Linked DNA regions of Homo sapiens: regions 1 and 2 are each linked to region 3. Evidence: chromatin loops called from intact Hi-C (ENCODE). Cell type or tissue: OCI-LY7. All regions are shown on one strand. Each heading gives the region's core, and the rest is flanking DNA. Links, peaks and the distances in the headings are about the cores only.

Evidence for each region. A loop is a pair of places that touch in the nucleus more often than their neighbours do. Peaks named below come from ENCODE experiments on the same cell type or tissue, not always from the same donor. Only the 100,000 strongest peaks of a DNase experiment are listed, where the experiment ranks them.
Region 1: a loop joins it to region 3, with 2.7 times the contacts of the local background. A loop is called at or near these places in 4 of 110 quality-filtered maps.
Region 2: a loop joins it to region 3, with 7 times the contacts of the local background. A loop is called at or near these places in 33 of 110 quality-filtered maps.

What each region holds. Positions count from the first base shown.
Region 1 is chr7:55,533,793-55,540,046 of GRCh38, forward strand. All of the region lies in intron 1 of VOPP1 (VOPP1 WW domain binding protein), which reads right to left. Among named protein-coding and RNA genes, the nearest start is that of VOPP1, 36 kb to the right of the region's middle. RefSeq lists enhancers at 505-1,114, 1,135-1,294, 2,015-2,344, 2,955-3,104, 5,464-6,096 and 2 more. In OCI-LY7, for the core only: a CTCF peak has its summit at 3,095; DNase peaks (open chromatin) are centred at 779, 1,289 and 1,633; H3K4me3 peaks cover 2,596 bases; H3K27ac peaks cover 3,313 bases.
Region 2 is chr7:55,565,187-55,571,415 of GRCh38, forward strand. All of the region lies in intron 1 of VOPP1 (VOPP1 WW domain binding protein), which reads right to left. Among named protein-coding and RNA genes, the nearest start is that of VOPP1, 4.2 kb to the right of the region's middle. RefSeq lists silencers at 3,493-3,542, 3,690-3,984. In OCI-LY7, for the core only: CTCF peaks have their summits at 3,724, 3,997 and 4,197; DNase peaks (open chromatin) are centred at 4,315, 4,755 and 5,245; H3K4me3 peaks cover 2,608 bases; H3K27ac peaks cover 2,525 bases.
Region 3 is chr7:55,362,485-55,368,738 of GRCh38, forward strand. It overlaps LANCL2 (LanC like glutathione S-transferase 2), which reads left to right and starts at 2,853. Exons shown (of 9, transcript NM_018697.4): 1 at 2,853-3,745. The coding sequence starts at 3,542. RefSeq lists enhancers at 2,778-2,967, 3,588-4,047, 4,078-4,317 and a silencer at 3,038-3,457. In OCI-LY7, for the core only: a CTCF peak has its summit at 3,273; DNase peaks (open chromatin) are centred at 3,507, 3,827 and 4,487; H3K4me3 peaks cover 3,519 bases; H3K27ac peaks cover 2,384 bases.

The DNA.
Region 1 (6,254 bases), core at 467-5,466, 170 kb after region 3:
GAACTTCGATGATGTTGTCTGGGGACTGACCTTCATATCCTCTGATCCTCCCAGTCTTTTCTTCTTACCTTTTCTCGTACCCAGTGTGTGGTGGGTGGGTAGGGAGGTAGATGAGTGAAAACACCCACAGGAAGGAGGATGGCAAAACTCAGATCCAAAAGCAACAACTCTGCCTCAGTGTTGTAAATAAGCAACAGCTTTTCCACCCAAAACAACTCATTTGTGCAAGGTCACCAGCAAACTGTACAGCTGTCTCCCAGCCCTGTCAGCTATAATTTCTAATAGCTGTCACTGTGTCCTGGCTTGTTAAAATCCGTGAAGGAAATCATTTCATGTAGCTTTTTTTTTTTTTTTACGAGATGGAGAGAGAAAAGAATGGTAGCAGAGTAAAACAGCAAGTGCAAGCAGATGACAGAAATTTCTACAGACACTTAATAGACAGACATTCCTTAGGCCTAGTTCAAATATCTAAATTCCATCTGGGGACTTGGCTGTCAAAAGATAATCATCTCTTGCTTCATTTCTCATATAATTTCCTAAACCCTCGGGTCTCAGCTAGTGCAAGGTCCTGTCATGGTCACCTGTGGCTTGGGCCAATTCTCACTTCCCCTGAAGGGCAGCTGCGTGTAGGGAGCGGGGGCTGCCCAAAGTTTCACTCTGACTGGAGGTAAACTTAACATCATTTCTGCATTAGTCATTTAGAGCCCTGGGCTCAGTACTTTCCCCCAACTGGGTTTCTGCTTTTGAGCTCGCTCTGCAATTTCCCCAATTCTGACTCAATTCTCTCTGGGCCCAGGGAGCTGTCAACAGCCACTCCTCCCCACCCATTTCTCCAGCTGTAGCCCTCTTGCAGGTGTCCTGCCCACAAAAGAACACCAGCATACAACGCCATGCAGGGCCCACTCTGAGCTGGGGACCTTCTGCCAGTTGCCACCTGGGATCTCTGCCAGGTGCCCAGAAGAACCTCACACCAGACATCCCTACAGCTGAGCGCTGCTCCCACCCAGTGCTCTGGACTTTGGGGAAAGTACCACCGCCCACTAGCTCACCCCAGCCACATGCTGTCCCCAGTGCCTCCTGTCTTCCCACTCCATCCACGTGGTCAAGCCTTGTCTCTTCCCAGGACATTCCTGCCACACCACAAAGGAGGCTGGCATCAAAAGCCAGGGGGTGAGCTTGCTGATGGGAGAAGAGGAGAACAGGAAGACACAGTTGAAGAGTGGTAGAGCCTGCAGCACCTGCCCCAAGACCACTGCCACATCCAAGTCTGGCCGCATGGCCTCTAGTGCCAGGGCCTGGCTGGGGGACTCCTGACACTGCACCTGCCCCTAAACCTCTCAGCAGCCTTGACAAAGCTCAGGGGGCTACGCAGGGCTCTGTCATAGAGAATAGGAAAGGAGGGCACACAGCACACCAACTCCTGCTAGAAAATCTCCAGGGGCTCCCCATTCACTGTGGGTTTCTCTTTGCTTCCCCTTGAGGTCATAATTTTCTTTCTTCTGAATGCAATTTTATCTTCAGTGGGCTTCATTACACAAACAAGCAAAAAGAGTGGGGCTGACTGATCAGGGCAAAGCTCAGTGAGCTCAGAGGGCACTGGGGCAGGCTCCCCCTGGAAACCCTGCTGCCTCACTGAGGGTGAAGTACAGACCCCAGGGAGTGTCCTTCTGGCCTGGCCGCCCCCACATGCCATTGGCTCTTCCTGTCTCTGCCGCTCCTCCCAGTCCCCCGCCCCGCAGCCATTTCCATCCATGCACCTCTAGAGAACCCTAGGTCTATTCACTTCCATCTGGAAAACACTTCTTCAGAGTTTCCACCAACGGAGCCTCAGCCTCAGTGTCACTTGGATGAAAATTTTCGAGACTTCCAGAAGGTGAGTTGTTAGTTTTCCCCCTTGGGGCTCTGATTAAATTTAACTCTCAGCACTTCAGCTTACAAGGAATCTTCCCTTCCGTGAACTTATTTGGTCCTAATGAGACCATGGGAAGGAGTGGGCTGCCCTCAACCAGCAGACATGCTCAGCACTGTGTCTGCCATCCCAGGATGCAGTTGGGGCACTGTCCCTCTGTGCAGAGGCTGGGCAGGCAGACATCAACTTACCGCAGGTCTGAGACTATCTCCAAAGACAGTGTTCTTTCCTTGATGACGACCGACTCTTTCCTACACCTGACCCACACTCTGTGCCAAGCAAGGATCATGCACTCAGGGCCCTGGCTCCTCCTGCAGGGTTGGGTCTTCAGGAGCTCCTGAGGAGTAAGGGCCCTGCCTCGGCCACCCTGTTGGCCCCAGTGCCTGACCCAGGCCAAGCGTTCAGGAAACCTTTGGTGGAAACGCTCACATATCCACTTCCTTCTCTGCCTGCTCAAAAGTTGTACTTGGATTTGACTATACACCCTGAAGTATGGAGACTGGCCCTGACTGCCAGGATACATAGGCTGATTAAAACTCAAGCAAGGCCGGGCGTGGTGGCTCACGCCTGTAATCCCAGCACTTCGGGAGGCCAAGGCAGGCAGATCACCTGAGGTCAGGAGTCTAAGACCAACCTGGCCAACATGGTGAAACCCCGTCTCTACTAAAAATACAAAAATTAGCCCGGTGTGGTGGCGGGCGCCTGTAGTCCCAGCTACTCGGGAGGTTGAGGCAGGGGAATTGCTTGAACCCTGGAGGCAGAGGTTGCAGTGAGCCGAGATTGCACCACTGCTCTGCAGCCTGGGTGAGAGTGACACTCTGTCTCAAACAAAAAAACAAACTCAGGCAAGATTTACCACCATGAGGATAGAGAACTTAGGAGCACAATATGCTGATGGGGACAAAGAGAACTTCATTGTGTCTCTCAAAACATTTTCCAAGAGGAAGACGGGAGAGAATGAGGGCAGAGCACATGGCACGTGGCAGGACTGAACAATGACACTGATATAAAAACAACTCGTGTTCACACCAAGGAGCACTGGCCCAGGCACGGAGCGTGACCACAGGGGCGGCGTGCTGATCCTGGCTCAGGCAGCGCATCTGCCACACGGAAGGGCGCACCGTACCCAGTCTGGTTGAGGTGGGCACCCAGCCTCACTCAACAGGGCATTCAATGTAAGTGCCCACAAATGCAAGAGACAGTGAACAGAATGGCAGCCAGACCGCATGAAACGCAGAGCTCTTGAGGCACCACCAGGGGAAGGTGGGGCCTCCCTGGCCACAAAACCTGAGACTTCAAGTCATGTCTGAGAGGCTGAGAGGATTAAGGAAGGGGCTTTGGGGAGGGGCCAGACATTTTCTGACGAGAAACGCAATGCAGATGGTGAGTCCAAGATCTCTCGGCCTGACCTGTCTAATTCCCTGACCCTGGACTGTGCCTGCGTGGAAGGCTCTGCCCCTCCGTCCCGGCAGCACTGACCCTGCCCTGTCCCAACCAGGCCTGCATACCCTTCCTTCAGCTGAACACACATATTTTGTACCCCGAACACCCACAGCGTGCAGCAACATCTGGGAAGCCAAGCAGGAATCTCACTGACGTCTCTCACACACCTCAGCTGGCACTCTGCCCCCACTGCTGGCTCTGGAGCAAGCAGAGGCCAACAAGTCAGACCACTGATTTCGTGCTCCAGCCTTCTGGAGGTAACACATAACTGCCCACCATGCTCTTCTTTCCCAGAACTGAAGCCCAAACTCTGGGCCAGGCTTCACAGCAAACTGAACCACCAGCCGAGCAAGCACCTGAGCATGTGAGCCCGTCCTTCGCATTCTGTTAGGCGCAAGGATGCAGGCAGCGCACCTCCTCGCCAGCCAGTCGCCCACGGTCCTGTCACTGCTGGGTCACACGCAGCCCTCCAATACGGAGCACACATAAATAAAGCTCTGGCGCCCGCAGACCCTGCAGTATCCTCCTCTGTTGAGTGGTGAGAACATCTACCATGGAGGACGCTACAAGGATTCAAGAAGCCAGCGCTTGTGACAGTGTGAAAAGCAGGTCCGGCCCCCAGGCCCAGGCCACCAAGGAACATGCACTTCCCACAGCCCCCACTTCCCCTCCAACTTCCACTACTTCAAACCCATGAAAGGGGGAACTGCCCACAAAAGTTCATTCTCCCCCAAACCACTTACTAAGTGCCAAGTGGCCCCACCAGGCAGAGATGGAGGCCAGCGTGAATCTGGGCTGTCTCCTGCCCACCTGCCATTCCTCTCCACCAGCCAGCAAGGAGGCCCCAGGAGCCCCCATTCAGCTCACACACCCAGATCCAAACACTGCCTCCAGCCTGGCCCGACCACACTAAGCTGCCCTCTGCCTCTCCCACTTTAGGGCTTCGAGACACCTCTTTCACCAGCTGAACTGGTGGAAAACTTTTCCTGCTGATCCCCTCTAGAGACCGCTCTCATTGCAGAAGTGTTTCTGGAACACGAAGTATTGCAAAGTCAGTCTATTTTGCTACAAACCACTCTGAGTAGCGATTTGCAAACACCATCCCTTATGCAGTCCGCACTTAGGAACTCTCTTCTCCAACTGAGCTACACTCTCTGGTCCTTCTCTAGGTCCAGGTAAAGATGTAGCCAGTCCTTCCAGTCTGCAAAGCATTATGAAGCTGCAAAGAATATATCCAACATCTTATTCAGACTTATTCTTGAAATGAACAATGTTTCGTTCTTTGCTAACTTGATGCTCAAATACCCTCTCAAAATCTAAACACAAGCCCTTCCTGCCAGGCTACACAAACCACACAAAAAGAACAACCCTATGGTCCAAAGACTGAGGATTCCACAGTCCAACTGAGGATCACTGTAAACTGCTTTACATGGTTTAATAACAAACATAATAATCCATCTATACAAACCTGCAAGAGCACAGAAGACAGATACCCAAGAGTTTCGCTGAGCATTGTGTGTAATGACAAAAACAGCTACAAACTACTTAGCTGTTCATCAAGAGAGGGCGGATTAAAATGAGTCATGGCCATTCCTATAAAGGAACGCTTTCTAAGGGGAATGCTGTGGGTTTGAGCTGCTGATGAGGAAACATCTCCAAGCAACATTTCTTAAAAAAAAAAAAAAAAAGGAGAAACAAGATGCAGAACACTGTCTATAATATGATCCCATCTGTGTACTTTTAACCAAATATTTGGGTATACAATCTTAAAAAAAAAAGTTGCACAAGAAACTTATCAGAGAGGTATGCCTCTTTCTCTGTAGAGGGTCTAGGGTTGAGAAGGTATTGGGGAGGGAAAGGTTTCATTCCTTTTTGTTTCATTCCTTTAAAAAAAAAGGGGGGGGGGGAGGGGCGGGGTGCCGGGTGTGATGGCTCACGCCTGTAATCCCAGCACTTTGGGAGGCCGAGGCAAGCGGATCACCTGAGGTCAGGAGTTCAAGACCAGCCTGGGCAACATGGTGAAACCCCCTCCTCCACTAAAAATACAAAAATTAGCCGGGCATGGTGGCACACGTCTGTAATCCCAGCTACTCGGGAGGCTGAGGCAGGAGAATCGCTTGGACCCGGGAGGCGGAGGTTGCAGTGAGCTAAGATCACACCATTGCACTCCAGCCTGGGCGACATGAGCGAAACTTGATCCCCCCAACAATAACAAAAAAAGTACGTGTATTTATTGTATTTAAAAACTTAAAACCACCAAATCAATTATCTATGAGAAAAAGGAACAAGATCAACACATGAAATCCCCAGATGATTTAAGAATTCCATTCCACTTGGTACTCACCCCTTCATCCCAAAGATTCAACCAAACTGAATTCAGCTTCTCCCCATTGCTCTCTCCCTGCCTGTCCTTAAAACAAAACTAATGAGCTGTTAAAGGGCCACATGTGAGGCTGAAAGGGAAGGAAACAAAGCATGTGAATAATTCACAACTGGATCATCAGCCCCGCTGTGAGCTCAACAGCCCCTGACACGGATGGAGTTGAGTCCCTCTGGAGGTGGCATGCTGAAGGGAGACTGCCTTCCTGCGTGGACCTGGGACAGAGGTGGCCACAGGCAGGCTCAGTAAGTGGTTGCTGAACCAACTATATGGACAGGAACCAGGACTCAATGGAGAAACATGTTATATATACACACATACACGCATATTTGTCATACACACAACATAACAAACGGGCGCATAACATAAGCGCTGCACACACACACACACACACACACACACACACACACACACACAGCCTCCCAAATAAGGAAACAGCAGGAACACTCATGAATTAAGACAGATAATCCCCAACTTAGGGATGGTTTAAAATTTAGGGCTCATTTTCTCACGGAAATGATG
Region 2 (6,229 bases), core at 1,230-6,229, 200 kb after region 3:
TGGCCTTCTGCAAGGCCTCTTCTCTACTGTTCTACGGTATCTGAATGCAGATCACCTTCGCGTTTAGACACCCTCCTCCCGCATTCTAGACTCTCATTTGTTGGATCTCTTTTCACCAAGGACAGATCATCAAACACTTCAAAACCAGCATTTAAAATTAAACTCTGACTTTTTAAAATTAAGGATATCCTTACTCTCCAAGTCAAAATCTCAGTCATCCAACTCCACCCAGAATCTCTGTAATTGACTCTGCTCTATTCAACATGTTTGTTAATCAGTTGGATAAAACCAACAGGAGTATAATCAAATCGGTCCATGGTACAAAACAATATGGGACACTGGATTTTAAAAAATAGTGTTCAGACATATGTTGATAGGCTTAAGTAGATGAGATGAATGATTAATGTGAAATTGGAAACAATGTAAAGTCCTCAATTTAGGTTTTTAAAAAATAATAAACAGCTCTACAACTATTGTGAGGTGTGGTGGATTAGCAGCAGCACATGTTAAAAAGATTTCGGTCTCACTGCAAACTCAGGGTGAATCTCCTGGCTGCAGGGGTGGAGGTGGGAGGACGCACTAGTATAAACTAGTATAATTTTATCTGCTTAATGACAAGGGCCAAAGGTTTTGATGCTGCCAGTCAGACCACACCCACAGAACAGAGCTTCCTATTGTTCAATAAGTGCCAGTGGGGAGGACCTGGAGGGGAACCAAAGGTTTCAGCACAAACCACAAGAAACACTGGATTCACCCCAGCCCACTTAACACTGGCAGATCCAAAACCAATCTCCGATCCCAAGATCACAGGAGAGTGCAACCCAAATACCACACACAGACAGCAAACAGGCCCTGCAGACCTCACAAAGGTGCAGCAGCTCATGAAGCCAATGAAAGTGACAAAAGATCTAGCAGTCAAGCCATTTAATATGAACCAAAAGGTGGCCAAAGGAGAATGATATGAATAAAAAGGACAAAGAGAAGCTGGAGGTGGGGGTGGTGGGAGTTTCCAGACCAGCGCAACTAATTCTGGGGAAAAAACTTTCACTATGATCATGCCACTGAAGTCCAACATCAAGTGAAGACTGTCTTATGTGCATTATAGAATTTTGTCAGGAAAATTACACTGTCCCCCCAAAATGGACTCATCATTCTAAAATGAGTACTCAGAGCCTGACCAATATGGTGAAACCCCGTCTCTACTAAAGAAAAAAAAATACAAAAATTAGCTGGGCTGTGGTAGCGTGTACCTGTAATCCCAGCTACTCAGGAGGCTGAGGCAGGAGAATCACTTGAACCCAAAAGGAAGAGGTTGCAGTGAGCCGAGATCATGCCACTGCACTCCAGCCTAGGCGACAGAGGGAGACCATATCTCTAAATAAATAAATAGATTTAAAATAAAATAAAATGAGTACTCAGGATGAAATTAACTTTTATGTTTACAATTTGATATTTGTTTTTCCAAAATAAAGTCCCAACCGAACTTTTTTTCCACTTTGACTAGGAAATGTTGATCCCTGATTCACATGGATTAATGGCTAAGTGGCCTTTTTCTAGGACCAATTATTTTCAGATATTGAGGACATCCTCATCACCATCCAGTCCAAAATTTTCAAACTGCAGCTATGAGGATGGTGAGATGATTTAAAACCATGTTTTGAAACAACAGAAGGTGAGGCCTGGAAAAGAACACACACACAAAATGGGACCACACAGCTGTGTTAGAAGACTGAGGGCCTGTCATTGTGATATTTCTGAAAAGCCCATGAGTGCAGACCTAGGACCAGGCTGAAAATACTGTCATTTCCCCTCAATATTACAGAAAACTTTAACAACTGAAGTTGCCCCAAAAGTTGATACTTTGTCTTAAGGCACAGTGGGTTTCCATCACTAGAGGTGCTCTGCTGCCCTCCAGCCCCTGATCAACTGCCTCTTCTTTTCCCACTGCCCATCTACTCAGCTCCTGCCCACAGGGCTCTTACCACTGACGGCTTTACTCATTCAAGTCTCCATCGAGTCCCTGCTCTGTGCCAGGCATGGTTCCAGCAACTAAGGATATGTCAATCAATAAATCAGAGCAAAACCTTTGCCCCTAAATTGCTTACATGGTAGAAAGTAAATTCTGTCATATTTTAAAGATAGTTATGGGAAAAGGAGGATATTGGTCAGAGTTAAGGTAGACTAGGGAAAGAACTGAGAAGAAATTTTAAATAGGGTGGTCAAGACAGACCTCACTGAGAAGGTGAAATCTGAAAAGCTTCATCAAGAGGACATGATAGAGTGAGTTCTAGGAAATGTCCTTGCCCTGCAGAGCTAATCAAGTGAGCACTAGCCTAATCCTATCCTTGCCATGTATTTCTAAGTCATTTACCCTCCGTTAGCCTTTATAGCTGTGCCCAAAGTAAAAGAAAGCAAAAACCAAGGAAAGCCCCAGGTCTGGGCCCAACGCCCACAGGCCTCCTCAGACACCTGGACCCAGGCTTTCCCCACTTCAGAGCAGAGCTCTTGCCAGCCGGTTCATTTATTGCTGCCACTTCTCACCCATGACCACCTGGCCTCCCGTGGAGTTTCCAGAGACAGCAAACTCCCTGCAGGATTCTTTTTCATTCAAATTGCATGTTGCCTGGTTTCTAAAAACTCTTAAGAGTGGGTGGGCTGAAAGGTTTATTTCAGGAAATTGGCAGCCAGGGACTGCCACATTTGTTGGAATTCCAGGGCACAAAAGACATTTGGCAAGAGACAAAAAACACTCTTAAACATAACTCAGTTCTAATTTCCAGACTCCCAGGCATCAAAATACACAGAACTTCAGAAAAATACTCAGTGATCTTATTATTTTTCCCTAGTTCAAAGATAATGTCCACTTTGCAACCCTCTCTAAGAGACAACTATTCCTTTTTTTTTTTTTTTTTTGAGACAGTCTCACTCTGTTGCTCAGGCTGGAGTGCAGTGGCACAATCTCCGCTCACTGCAAGCTCCGCCTCCCGGGTTCACGCCATTCTCCAGGCTCAGCCTCCCGAGTAGCTGGGACTACAGGCGCCCGCCACCACGCCCAGCTAATTTTTTGTATTTTTAGTAGAGATGGGCTTTCACCGTGTTAGCCAGGATGGTCTCGATCTCCTGAGCTCGTGATCCACCCGCCTCGCCCAAAGTGCCGGGATTACAGGCATGAGCCACCGCACCCAGCCTGACAACTGTTCCTTTTTCTAGTCCAAGAAGATCTGTTCTTTTGCCCAACAGCATTGAAGCACAAAGCAACGTGGCTTAAGCGTTTCCAGCTCTTGGTTCCTGGGAAAGATCAGAAAGATAATGAGTAGTCCCTTAACTAAAATAAGTCTATCTCCTTGGAAGCAGAGGCACTGGTATTGGTGAGTTTTACACTAAATAGCATACTATACATTTCTGGGCTCACTTCAGTAAGAACAGAGCCCTTCAAACAAATACTAAGTAGATTTCAAAAGTGTAACCAACCAAACCTCTAGAAAGAGAATGCAGTGACAATATCTAGAAAACAATGCACACAACAAAAAGCCCCAGGGAGGTGCATATGCTTAGGGCCTCATTACTCTCGGGATTCAACTGAAGTGTAGTCAGTTTTAAAACCTTTTTTTTTCCTTTTAGTTTCTAAGGAGTTACTGTGTGAAGGCCACTGAGAATAACTTCAGCAGGGCTACTAGGAGACAGCTTAGTACTTTCACTCTTCCTGTAAGGATTGTTTGCAGGACCTCACTTCAGCCAGCTGGCGGAACAAAGGCATAGAACCTTAGCATTTTATGAACCAAAAAGGCCTCTGAGGTTCCCTACTCTTAGCCACCCTTAGAATCTGCCACATTCGTGGCCTGGGTCCCTGGATCATAACCAGCTGGCACAGAGCAACAGGGGAGAGGGAGATAAAATCAGGGCCCTCACTGGCTGTGCATGTAATTCACAGGAAACTCTGAGTTAATAGAAAAGAAAGGTCAGTCCAGTAATGAGCTTCCAAGAAGCCTCCCTAGGAGAGGGATGGTGCTGTCAGCTGCTGCCGGTTCCTCCCTGAAGCCCTACCTGGGCTTCAGGAGGGGAACACAACCAGGGTTTCTCAGGAGAGTCCTGGTGATGCCCACTGTCCAGGCACAGCTCTTAACAACATCCTATTTCACTCTTCAAAGTGCCACCGTTTGTAGGCTAAATCACATGGTCTTTCTAAGGAAGGGTGACTGAGTTTCTAAGGGGAATACACTTTCCAGGGCCACCACTGCCCTCGCGATGTAGAGCATGCAAATTCCTAACATGTTCCTGTGTGCGCAGACGGCAGAGGAAGCAGAGCATCGAGGTGGGGTACACACTGGAACCAGACTGCCTGGGTTAGCATCTTAAGCCCTCACACTTAACAGCAGTGTTAAGTGTTCACTTCCCATTTGAAACAAAAATGAAGATAAAAGTAATTGCTAGCAGGATTAATGAGATAACGTGTAACATTTATAGAACAGTGCCTGGCAGTTACCCTGGAGCACTCTATGAATGTTTAGTAAGCAAACATAAATATGCAGTTCTATGTCTAACAGGTAAGTAAATTTCTACAAAGGGATGGTGAGGCAGGGGAGGAAAGCACTTCTCAAAACAGTCTTTGGATTGCCCTTCCTACTCAAGGACCTCTCACTAACACAGAAACCCCTGCGCATGTGAGATTCTGGATGGTGCTAGATAGGGCCAGGGTGCTGGGGGTGGGAACAGAGTCACCACTGCCACAAGGCCACCCCTTAATTTCAGGTGGTTTATGATCAACCACGTGGCAAATTTATACACTGAAACCAGCTCAGGCAGAACAAAGGAACAAAGACAAATTTCCCAGGTTGCAGCCGGCAGTCAGAAGCCAGAAGCCACCAAATAGCTCCCTGGGTTGCTTTTATGCACTCAACCTGAAGAGAGCCATTTGCCATGGCACATGCTCCACACCTACGACTGCACATCCATGTATGTGATTCAGGACTTCAGAAGCATCACAGGTATTCATCAGAGCACCCCACCAGAGATGAAAAAATCTCAAATATAAATCTCATACATAAAATTTCATGTGATAAATGATGAAGAAATCTCCTTAACTCCTCAGAGAGACGCCTCTCCAGCACAAAGTGGTGGTACTTAGGATAATCATCATGTCAAAGTGGGTGACATCACACTGTCCCCTCTGAAACAATCATCTAATATTTGACTGTGAAAGTATCATCTTAGGCATTTAGGTTTCAGTTTTACATCACACTTCTGCCTTTAAGGTCGTTTCAACTTTGCAGACATGATCTGAACTCCTATTAAGAGGATACATTCCTATGCAACGAAACAGCTATTTTGGAAAGAATGGAGTCACTGAGGCCGTCTAGGCTACATATAGGGCACAGAACCACTCAGACAGAAGGCTTGGGAGACATGGGTGGCACAAACTAGAATGAAAGAAACGCTAAATAATTTCATCAAGTGCCGATTAAAAAAGATTGCAGGGCCGGGCGCGGTGGCTCACCTTGTAATCCTAGCACTTTGGGAGGCCGAGGCGGGCGGATCACCTGAGGTCAGGAGTTCGAGACCAGCCTGACCAACATGACGAAACCCCGACTCTACTAAAAATGCAAAAATTAGCCGGGCATAGTGGTGGGCGCCTGTAGTCCCCGCTACTGGGGAGGCTGAAGCAGGAGAATAGCTTGAACCCAGGAGGCGGAGATTGCAGTGAGCCAAGATCGCGCCACAGCACTCAAGCCTGGGCCACAGAACGAGACTCCATCTCAAAACTAAAGAAATAAATAAATAAAAATAAAAAATAAAGATTGCAAGTATAGGTACACACATTAAGGTACAAGCACATCTGTTTTCATGCGATTACTGGTCTCTGATTCACTTCTTTGTTCTCTATGGTGAGTCACTCAGAGAATGTGATTCCTAAGGTTCTAAAATTCTGAATAAATGGAAAGAATGCAAGCAGAGGCACTCCACAAAAACATTAAATACCAAGCTACGGGGATATTTCCGAACAGAAACAGGAAGTCTCGGCTATGGCAGAGCCTGGAGCAAGGAGAAATTTGTCCACCAGCCTTCCTTTCAGGAAACACTTTTCCTCCAACATTTTGTAATAATTACTTTTTAATAAAGGGCGAAGACAAACTAGTAATTTCCAGCACCAATCACTAACTATTAAGGAAGATAGTTTCACAACTTCCTAAAACAGAGGCATGGGATTCATTACCTATTTCTTTTGACTTCA
Region 3 (6,254 bases), core at 724-5,723:
ATTACTAAGAGATAACATGAAGGGGAAGGTGGGTACTGACTAATCTTACCTAATAGGCTTCTTGCTGAACACAGGCCAGGTTGATCCAACATCACCTAGGGGATAGTGAGGGATAGGGAACCTGGTCAAATAATGGGGGTGATCACATATTAGGGGGTGGTTCTTCCTAAAGTGACTTAGCAAGGCTGTTTGCTAAAACTGGATTTTATAAGGAAGTGTGCAGATGGGCCTTGGAGGAGATTCAGGAACCTGACTAGTTTGGTAGAACAAAGAATCTCTGTCACTAGGTCACAGTCCGGGAGGGCAGGAAGGGGAACTGTGGCAGGGCCAGCTCACCACACTGGGGCATCTGGTCACCTGGGCGGGGTGGGGGAGAGGGGGGCTCACTGCCTGTTTTCCGTGTTGAGGCTGCAGGGAAGCGTGAAGTTTTGAAATACATAATACAGGCCCCACGTGGTTCTGACCCAGCACCACGCAGTTCTCAGAACCACACATTCTAGCCCTGCAAGCACCTGAGGCTTGGTTCCCGGGCCAGAGGCTGGTACCTGACTCTGGGGTAAAGAGGAGAGCCGGGGCTGTCTGCGGGGCCTCAGGGCTCGGCGATGGCTGAACCCCACAGTGAGAGCCCTCGTGCCCCAGGTTTTCCATCGTCTTCCTCTCACCTTTGGGGCGCTCCAGATAAGAAGTGGCGTTTCTCAGGGAGGCGCCCCCACCTCAGCTCCTCCTGTCTCAGGCCCCACTTGGTGGGGAGCCGCCGCAGGCGGGGAGCCCGGGCTTGCCCCTGCGGGCAGTCACCGCTGCCCTGTGCCCCGAAACCACCCTCCCCGCCCCCCAGTGACCTCCCACCTCCGGGGTTCCTCTCCGCCTTGCTGCCTGCTTTGGCTTTAGAAGGGAGCTCAAGCTCAGCGGCTTTTGGGGCAGCCACGTTAGGTGCTGGGGAATGGAAGAGGATGACACTGCCTATTTTGACTCAGATCTTCAAGGATGAGCACACCCTCCCCTGGTAGCAACTTCTGCACCCGCCGGCCACCCCGTAGGGCCCTGCCCCGCACCGCACCCGGTGGCCTCCCCGGAGGGCCGTGACCCAAGCACCGCACCCGGCGGCTTCCCCAGGTGCTGCTCCGCCCAGTGCCCCCCCAGATCTCAACGTGGTGCCACAATGCCGCCCTCTCGCACATCGTGTCCTTGGACTATGTCTTCCTTTGAAAGGTCAGTTGCCAGGGGCCCTCACGACTCCTTGGGTGTGCTTTGGGCCGGCATGTATGTCCTCTTGCCCTTCTCTTACACAGAAGAGTGGGGAGGGTGTCCTAAGAATTTGGCTTGTCCTAAGGAAAATAAAGTTGTAATTTCAAGGCACTGACCAAGGTCTCTGTACTACTCAAGAGCTCAAGAGTGGCCACGGGGGAAGATAGCCCTGGGTGTAAAAGGGCCGCAGAAGGGAATCCCCTGTGCTCTGCATTAAAAAACCCCCAGGGGACAGGAGGCTGAAGAAAGGGAACCTACCACTTCTCCATAAAATAGTGTCAGTGAGCTGTCCAGGAGGGCAGGGGATCTGCCGATAAGAGAGCATTTAGGAAAATATGCCGACTCCTTAAATTGGGTTTCGATTTTTCAGCTTTTGAAAATATTGGTTTTCTTTAGGACAGGTTTCTGTACTTGCCAACAGTTGCCAGTTATCCACCAGCAGACTGCAGGAAGAAGAGACAATCTTCACCTCCCTCCTGGGTAGGGAGAGCTGAGAATTCACTAGGCTTAGCCTAACAAAGCCCGCAGTGGACGTTTCTGCTGTACCTGTCCAAGGCGTGATAGTTCCCCAGACTTTGGGGAATATCACCGTGGGTTATTTTGTCTAGTTAAGTCCCTGTGGTGGGATAAGGATGGCTCCTAGAGCATGTCGGCATCAGTAGTTCCTGGAGTGGATTTTCCTACACCGTCTAGGTATGAAAATTTGGTGGGAGAAAAGACCCCAGGAAAGGGGAAAGCAGGAAAGTGGAGCTAAGGGATGCTGCTATAACACTCATCCTGTTGTATCTGTTCTGTTTCCCTGAACTTTGAAGATAGTTATGCTGAGTACCCCCTTTAAAATGATTTTCTTCTACACTGTACCTTCCCATGGTCATGTTCTTGGTGGGGTGTGTTTCACATGTCCAGCCCTGTGGGGTTGGGGGGACACTAGAAGAGGTAGTGGGAAGCCAGACTTTCCCACATCATTCCACCGAGGCCACGGAGGCAGGAGGAACCGAGCCTTCCCTGTGCTCGGCACTGTGTTTTTCTTCATCATGTCACTTTTTACATTAACGTGTATTTTTGCTTGCTTCCAGAAAAGCACCTACATCAGCTATGCTGTAATCCTTGCTTTTCTCACCCAATAACTGGGAATCCCCAGAGAGCCAAAACTATCTTTTTAATCTCTTATTTCTTCATCACCTAGTACCATTTGGTGCTCAATCAACGTTTACTGAGCGGAAGAAAACGGAAATAAGACATTTTCCTCAAGGAGCAGAAATCATTACACGTATTTGGTCCAAACAAATAAAAATAAAGAGAACCAATGAAGACTGAAGTAAACCACATCACGATTACATAAATGTAAAGATCTGGTTGCTTGTGTCCTTTTTATAATACATACTATGATCTTTGCCAATTAACACTGGAGGACTCTTTCTGGTCGATAAAATGTTTGGATAATTAAGTATGCTTTCATTTTATGTCCCGGTATCAAAGATGTCCATTTATTCAAAACAAAGGGAGTGAACATAAAACATAAAAAGAAAAAAAAAAAGGCCTGTGGCTCCTCCTCCCAGACACCCCCCTCCAACAGTGATGAATAGGAGGGACTGTCTCCCTCCCCCATCCCTCGGAGACTAGCCTTGCAGTGTTTTAGACTGTTTTGAAATTCTGTTCTTTAGAAGAGATTTTTTTTTTCTTCTTAATATCAAACAAAGAACTGCTGCTATTCCTTTGGGCTGGCGCAGCAGGGGCCGGTGAAATGCAGGCTGACGACGGCGCGCCAGGGGCTGAGCTCGCCCCGGTCGGCGACGCGCACACACCTTGAGTGACAGCGACCTCTTCTCTACAGGTTTTCCCCGCGGGAGCGTGGCCCTAGCGGGCGTTCGGTTTTCTTTGGAAATCGCGGAGGGGGCTGGCCGGGCGCAGCGATCCCCACCCCGGGACTCCAGCCCCGGCCGTGCGCGTCGCCGCGGACGGGCTCTGCGGGCCACGGGGAAGGTGCGAGGAGGCGCGAGCAGGCTGTGAGCCGCTGGGCGCTCCCGCGAGCCCGCTCCTCTCCGTCGGGAGCAGGGCAAAGGCGCCAGGAACAGGGCAGAGGCACAGCGCCCACCGCCTCTGCGGCCGCCTGATGTGCGAGCAGCCCGCGACGAGGCAGTGCACGCTCAGACGCCCCGCTCCTCCCGCCAGCGCGCGGCCTCGCTCCTCCTAGAGGACGCTCTCTGCGCGGGCCCTCGGAGGAGGCGGCGGCGGGGCGAGCTGCAGCGCCGGGACAGGAGGTTTGTCCCCGCCCGCGCGCCGTACCGCGGCGGAGATGGGCGAGACCATGTCAAAGAGGCTGAAGCTCCACCTGGGAGGGGAGGCAGAAATGGAGGAACGGGCGTTCGTCAACCCCTTCCCGGACTACGAGGCCGCCGCCGGGGCGCTGCTCGCCTCCGGAGCGGCCGAAGAGACAGGCTGTGTTCGTCCCCCGGCGACCACGGATGAGCCCGGCCTCCCTTTTCATCAGGACGGGAAGGTGAGTCGGCGGCCTGGCCGCAGAGGCGCCGGAGGGGGAGCGCGGCGGTGGTAGCGTCCACCTTCCGCCAGGCGTGACGTCACAGGCGCGCGCCGGGCTTGGGAGGGCGCGGGATGATAGCGCCTAGCACCTGTCTCCGGGCCTTCCCGATGAGCCGCGCTTAGGGTCCGTGGGCTTCAGCTGCATGAACCACGTTCCAGCAGTTCGGCCCTCCTGGCCCCAACGCGCCTTTGAAATACGCGGACAGTGCGCTTTCCTTCTTGGCCCGAGCGGCGCTTCGCAATGCGGGCTTGTGCACTCGTGAGGCCCGCGGACACCTCCCGCCCCTGCGCGGCGGAGCGCTCCGCCGGCTACCTGCTCCTCAGAAGTGGCCTGGAGGCTGGATTTCCTTGGCCATATCTGGTCCCTGGGCTCTCGCCGACAAAGAAGCATTGTCCGTACTGTCTGTGTGCCCAGAAATGGGAAGCGGGTGTAAGGGGAGGCCAAACTTGACTTTCTTAGTGTCGCGAGGTGGGTCAGAGCGTTACATTGACATAAAACAGATTAACAACAGAAAAACATACATCTCTTGAATATGTTTTACGTGAAAAAGACACAAAGAAATGGCAAAACCCAAATACTTTTGTGCTAGGCAGAACCAAGAGCGGCAGCTGTGGGAGAGTAAAGTGTGCGGGGAGGCTAATGGAAGATGGAACTGCTTGAACCACGTCTAGGTAGAAATCTCCGCCTTGCTCGGCTCTGGTGCCGAGTGTTTCTTTGTTCCTGGTGTAGGGAGGCCATGTTTTACAGGAGTTTTCTCTTGTTTCATGAAGAAAAGGGGGCAGTTTAGAGCACTCTTCTGTTTTTCAAGTGCTTTTAGCTTAAAATAATCCTTATGCCAGAGACATATTTTTGGGATGGCATACCCTGTCACCCTTCACGGGCTATCTGAACAGAATCTAACGTGGGAGGCAAAAAGTGGGAATAAAACAGAAGATTGAATATCAGCACAACTGTTTTCATGCTTGGTAAAACCGTACCTTTACCAGGTTTTCTTTTTCCACTGAGGTACGTGTTCCAATGGCCACTTCACCTCCTTGGATCTCCATGTATTTCATATTTGGCTAAAACTAAGAAGGTAATTTTGAAAGAGCCATTGGTCTGAATATGGAATCTAAGGCAAGTGACTTCTGTAAACCTCTCTCTTCTTGAATGTGGTTAAAAACTCGAAACAGGCCGGGCGCGGTGGCTCACGCCAGTAATCCCAGCACTTTGGGAGGCCGAAGCGGGCTGATTGCTTGAGCCCAGCAGTTCGAGACCAGCCTGGCCAACATGGCAAAACACCGTCTCTACAAAAGAAAAATACAAAAATTAGCCGAGCGTGGTGGTGGACGCCTGTTCAGCTACTCAGGAGGCCGAGGTATGAGAATCGCTTGAGCCTCGGAGGTCGAGGTTGCAGTGAGTGGAGATTGCGCCATTGCACTCCAGCCTGGGCGACAGAGCTAGACGCAGTCTCAAAAACCAAAAGCAAGCAAACCTGTGGGAACAAGTCCTAACTGATGGGGATGTGTCTGAATTAGATGAAGCATATAAATTGCCTAGCAAACTGCCTGATGTGGTACCTTAAGAAAGGCCTCAATAAATGTTAATCTCTTCCCCTTGATGATTTAAGTTACACGGTTTAGATTCATATTCAATATTGGTTTTTCTCTAGATTTCTTCTATTTTTACATACAAATATGTGTTTCATTTGTGACTTAGTGTTTCATTTTTTAATAACAAAAATAAAAATCTGGCAAGCATTGAAAAAACTGCATCATTCATTCTTATTACCAGTGGCCATCTCAGTACTATCCTTGGAGTAGGTAGGTTACAGCAATGCTTAGTGAAAGATGAATGAAATGAACTCTTGACATGAGAATAACAAAAATAATGTTAGAGACATGGGAAGCAGGTGAGTTTCATTTGCAGCCTCACAGGAGATAAACACTAATTCAACTCAAAGTTTTGAAATTGGGTATTTTTCTTTTTAGCCTTTGTATCTGGATAAATGTGATTTTTGACCTCAGTTATATACCTGATTTATGTTGAAAAGAAAATTAGACTACAAGTAACTAATGGGGCTTGTGATATCTCTGCAATGAAATGTAAGTTGGGGTGGGGACCTATGCCAGTGGTTGTGAGTATATGCTAAAGAAAGAAATGGACATCATATTATTCTTGAATATGAAAATGAGAGCACGTTGAAGGGAGAGATGGATAGTGATTTTAAAAGGTGGAAAGATTGCTTCTTGGTTATTGGAAAGTCATCAGATAAAATGAATATGAGTTGAACACTGTCTTCCCTATTAATATTTTTTATGATTGACATTAAATTTTTGGTTTTAAAAATCTGTTAAGAATGCAATTTGAGGATATCACACTATGCACTGTTTTTGATAGACATGAAATTTCATGAAAATGAGGGTGTTATGGGTTGAATTGTGTCCCCCACCAGAAAAAAAGGTATTGAAGGTTGAAGTCCTAACCC